Linked DNA regions of Homo sapiens: region 2 is linked to region 1. Evidence: chromatin loops called from intact Hi-C (ENCODE). Cell type or tissue: Calu3. All regions are shown on one strand. Region 1 has its middle 29 kb from the start of FAM157D. Region 2 has its middle 29 kb from the start of LINC03015.

Region 1 (2,500 bases):
TGACAGATCCGAGGGGCACTTTGCAAACTCTCCGAGGCCAGGAGACCATGCATCCTCTTTACCTCCTGCCCTGGCCATGACTTCCATCATGCCCGATCTGACCCTCACCACTATCAGGCACCCTGAAAGGGAGCGTATTCGTGGATGGTAAATGCTAGCCCCATGGGCAGGGGCTTCCTGGCCTGTGCCATGTGACCCTCCCTGACACAGCTGCCTGGACCTCAGCCAGGACTTTGGACTCGGGGAGCAGGTCATCAGTCACACCCTTGGCAGGACCTGTCCTGGGAGCCCTCTGTGTGTGGGGAGCTGCCTCATTCCCCTGTGAACACAGTAGGGCATCATGGGGTACGACGGTGAGCACTGGAGCTACCCTGGGGGCTGGGCTCAGTCCTGAGGTCAGGCCCAACCTAAGCTGGGCAGCCTGGTGTCAGCTGCAAGAACCCTCTTCACCTTCCTCATTCCTACATGACTTTCCAGTGTAGGCCATCGGGTGGGATGGGGTAAAAAAACACAGGCCCCATTCTACCCCTCTGCTGATCCACACATGGACATGTGTACACCCAGGCCTCCCTGCTCACAACCATGGCCAGGAAGGCAGGCTCCGGCCAGGGCTCTGAAATGCCAGGAGGGTATAGAGAAGACAGGTGGCCCTCTGCCCCTGCAGTCAGGCAGCACCTGCCCACTCCGAATGCTGCAGCCAGCTGGTTACAGTGTCTGTTACTCAGCTAGTGCGTTTGCCAGTGCTCTTCAGTGTCACCATCGTGGCAGCCTCTGTCATTGAGAACAGTTTAACACAGGAGAAAGAAGTTGCAGGGCCCTGCCCCGGTAGAGGTCTGTCTTCCCTGCCAGCTTTACCCAGCGCGGCCGTGGGAACTGCAGGAACCAGGCTCCCAGGAGGATGCAGACTGACTGACCGCTGCTCCCCGGGGAAGAGCCGCTTTCTAGCACTTCCTTCCTCTTCCTGCAGCCCTCTCTTACCTTCCTGGGGTAGGGAAGGGATGCTGATGTGCTGAGATGGGGTTTTCTGCCTGTTAGAATTGCTGGGGAAAACAACTTACTGTTTTAGCAAGGAAACAACATGCTTCATGGCAGCAAATTGTGTTTTCAGGGGCTCCAGAAAGATATCAGTCTGTTATAAAATAATCAGGCCAATGCTCAGGACCCATCACTAAGGAATAAACCAGCAGCTCTCCACGAGGGGGCACAGCTAGCTTTCCTCTTCACCTCCAGAGGCTGAGGCATCTTGCTGGCTTGAGGCAGCCAGGCACCAGGTGGGAGCTGCAGTGCAGGGGCAGGCCTGGGGGCCTGATTATCGCAGGAGGAGAAATGCATAGTATGTTCATCCCCCCAGAGTGACGCTGGAGAAAAGAAGCCCCAGGTCTCTCCCTTGCCCCTCTATTCCCCACCAACCCAGCTGCCCCAGCAGAGGGACAAAGGCCTGGTGATGCCTCTGTCCTGGGGACAGTGAGTGATGGGAAGGGGGCCCAGCGGGTTTGTCACCACTGGGATCTGACACATGCAGACTCCCAGGTATCCAATAATAAGTCTCATGACCAGCAGGGGCTAAGGGGTGTTGGGTGTGCGTTTCTGTGCTTGTGTGTGTGAATTCCAAGAATCTTTCTTAAATTCTGGACATCTAGGGGCCAGGGCTGTCACTTTCCACCATTTCTGAGAGCACAGACATGTGCACTGCCCCCTCCTCTCAGCCCCCCTCCCTTCTTCTTGCTCAGTGCTCCATACTCCCAGTCCCTTCAGTTCAGGCCTGGAGGAGTCGCCCCTCCTGGAACTGCTGAAGGGTGGGGAGGCAGCTTTCTGGACAGAGGAGCAGGCAGGGAGGGTGCTCCCCCTTGCAGGCTGTTCTGAAGGGTGGATTCTTCTTGCTGCTTCTTGGGAGACTGCATGCCCAAGGGAGCACAGCCATGCCAGCCTCACGTGACTCATCTGAAGTCACAGCCAGCTCTGTAACCTGCTCCGTTGTCGTGAGGCTTTGTCCTTGCTTTGTCCCCACCACTCTGAGCCTGTATGTCCTGCATGTTGCACACAGCTCAGCCTCACTTGGGCCCCACTTCCCAGAGAAGCCAGGAGCAGACGTTCCTCTCAGAGCTCTCAGCGCCCGGTGGGGCAGGGCCCTTTAATCACGCCATGAAAGACAGCAAGGACATGAGTCTCTGCTTAGTTACTATCTAGGTCTCTGTGGTCCAGCCGGGGAAGGGGTGGAGGCAGCATGTTCCCTGCTGTGGCCAAACTAGGCCGCTGGGCCCCGGGTGCTGGCCTGCCAGGTGCTGTGGGGTCTGCCCCGTGCATCTTGTGCAGAGGCCCTCCCCAGGCCCCACTGGACCACGGCTAAGGCTGAGCTTTAACTCGTTTGTATAAAAGCAGATTTCAGGTGTACTAACTGAACAAGACGATGCTTTTAAAAATCAAGAGTGGCAACAAAAGAGCAAGGGGCCACGCCCCAAGGTCCCACCCGAACACCTCCCAGTAAGTGACGGCAACACAG
Region 2 (2,500 bases), 57 kb after region 1:
GGCCCACGAGAGGAAGTCTCCAGCAGCAGCTAATCCTGGGCGGAGATGACAGCCCGGAGCCTTGGGCTGTTTAAACTCCAGCTGCACGGAAAGCCTCCAGCTGAGAGAGTTTCCCAGAGTCTGTCCCCGGGGTCGAGCCTTCGGGGGCCAGGCCATGGGAGCTGGGTCTTCCTGTGCCTGGAGCCTTGTCCCCTGCGGACCTGCAGTGTGGCCAGATGATGAGTCTTGCACTGAGCAGAACTCCTTGGGCCTTAGGGGGTTCTGCCACCACCCAGCCATCATTGGCAGGGCAGGGAAGGCCGGCCCACACCCAGGTCTCGCTGCCTGGACCCTCTGGGGGAGCAAGCTTTGAGCAGGAGAGGGGCCAGGAGCCCCTGAGGAGCAGGAGCGAGGGCTCAGAGCCACAGAGAATTCCTCAGCCAGGCCTGTGACAAACACAGCTGCCACTCCTCTTCCAGCCCCACTGCCCCAGCCACATCACATTGGTCCTGGTCACTCGCAGGGAAGGGCACTCACTGTCCAGGGAGAAAACCCATTCCTTTCCTCTGGTTCTCTTCCCCAAAGACATGCAAATACTTTTTCCAGGAATTTTCTAACAGCAATGATGCACGGACCCTTAACTTTAAACTGACCTAGAGGCCCAGGAGAGCCCAATTATTTCTGGCACAGGCACCTGGGCACAGGGTCTGGCCTGGTTCACTCTGGAGTGCCTGAGTCATGGTGGAAATTCAATATTTGTTAAGGAAATTGGCAAAAGGATGAATGAAGAAAGAGAACATTGCACGGTGTGTTCAAAATGTCCGCAGCTATATTCCGCTGTGAATTCAGGAGCTTGTTCCACAGTGTGTTCAAAACGTCCGCAGCGACATTCCGCTGTGAATCCATGAGCTTGTTCCCCGGTGTGTTCAAAACGTCCGCAGCTACATTCTGCTGCAAGTTCAGGAGCTTGTTCCTAGGTGACTCCGGCACATAGGCTGGAAACACTACACTCACCGGGGGCTCAGCCCCGCACACCTGTGTGGGGAGGGAGCGGGGAGCGTCGGGGAAGAAGGAGGGGCCCGCCCCGTGAGACTGCGGCCAGGTCCTGCCCACGTGCCTGCTCTGCTGGGCTTGCAGCCAGGCCACCTCCCTGGCCCGGACCCCTCAGGGCCTCTGGACAGGGGCTGCAGGCTGCCTCTGGACTCTGCTCCTGGACTGGCCTCTGCTGGACGGCGGCGCCCTGCACCTCAACAGCCAGCCACACCAGGCATGGCCGTCACCTACAGGTGAAGCTACAAATTTAACCTCATATAAGGGAATATAACCATGGCCAAGGAGCGAGGCAAGGCTTTTTAAACAACATGTCAACAGCACAAATCAGAGGCAAGTGAGAACCAAGTTTTAAAAAGATGAATGTGGTATAATCAGCATTAAAGTTTCCTGTTCGGTCTGGGACTCCTTGGACCAAGCATTACTGGGAGGCAACCTGAATGCCCTCGGTGTGAGCGTGGAAAGATGGCAGCTTCAAGGCTGGGCTCCGCAGTGGGGCAGGCCCCGCCCTGGACGAGCACGCGGCCACACAGAGGGTCCTCTTGAGCACGGTGACTCCCGTACCCGTAACAGTCAGGCCGATTCTTCAAGAAAACATACAAACTAAAAGATGTCAAACACAGCAAATTGGCTGCCCATGGAGAAGGGTGGGAACCAAGAGAGGCACTGGCAGGAAAGGGGACCAGTCGGTGAGTGGAGAGAACCTGAGGGTCTGTGGGGCCAGCTTTCCCAGGTGCTAAGGAACAGGACCTCAGATCTCTGAAGCTAAGGGCTGGGGGAGCAGAGGAGGGAAGATGGGAAAGAGGGAGGGAGGAGTAGGGAGGGAGTGGGAGGTGGAGAGGAAGGGAGGAGGGAGGAGGGAAGGAGAGAAACGGAGGGAGGGAAGAGGGCGGAAAAGACAGGGAGGAGGGAAGGAGAGGCAGGAGGGAAGGAGGGGGGAGGAAATGCAGGAAGGAAGGAGAAGGAGCAGGGAAGGAGAGAGGACGGAGTAAAAGGGAGGAGAAAAGGAGAAGGAGGGAGGGAAAGGGGTGGAGAGGGGCAGGGGAAGGGCAGGGAAAGGCGGTGATAAGAAAGGGCATGCGAACCTGATAAAGCCAGACCAGGGTGTCCGATGTGCATCCATTTCCTCTGATAATAGGCTCCTCCCCAATAGCACAAACAATAAAGAGGAAAAACACGATACTATTTTAGGAATGGAGGTAAGTACGTGAGTGGAGATTCCAGCATCATTTGAAGATGACCAGGCAGCCCGCAGCAGTGGGGACCTCAGCGGCCCTCTGTGAACCCAGGGTCCCAAACACGCATCGGGAGACCCAGCAGTGGATCCTGACAGGTACATCACACCTGGAGTGGGAAATGCCTCTCTCTTCAAGAAGCCGTGAAACCTCTTCTTTAACTTGAACTTATGTCAAATCCCAAGAACACTTAGACCATATTCTCCAGCCAAAATCCACAAAAGGAAGAAAATAAT

The links. A loop is a pair of places that touch in the nucleus more often than their neighbours do. Peaks named below come from ENCODE experiments on the same cell type or tissue, not always from the same donor. Only the 100,000 strongest peaks of a DNase experiment are listed, where the experiment ranks them.
Region 2: a loop joins it to region 1, with 8 times the contacts of the local background. A loop is called at or near these places in 3 of 110 quality-filtered maps.

What each region holds. Positions count from the first base shown.
Region 1 is chr7:63,019-65,518 of GRCh38, forward strand. No RefSeq gene overlaps it. Among named protein-coding and RNA genes, the nearest start is that of FAM157D, 29 kb to the left of the region's middle. In Calu3, a CTCF peak has its summit at 1,213 (motif pointing right); a DNase peak (open chromatin) is centred at 1,223.
Region 2 is chr7:119,666-122,165 of GRCh38, forward strand. No RefSeq gene overlaps it. Among named protein-coding and RNA genes, the nearest start is that of LINC03015, 29 kb to the right of the region's middle. RefSeq lists a silencer at 170-388. In Calu3, no CTCF peak of the experiment used is centred here; a DNase peak (open chromatin) is centred at 1,166.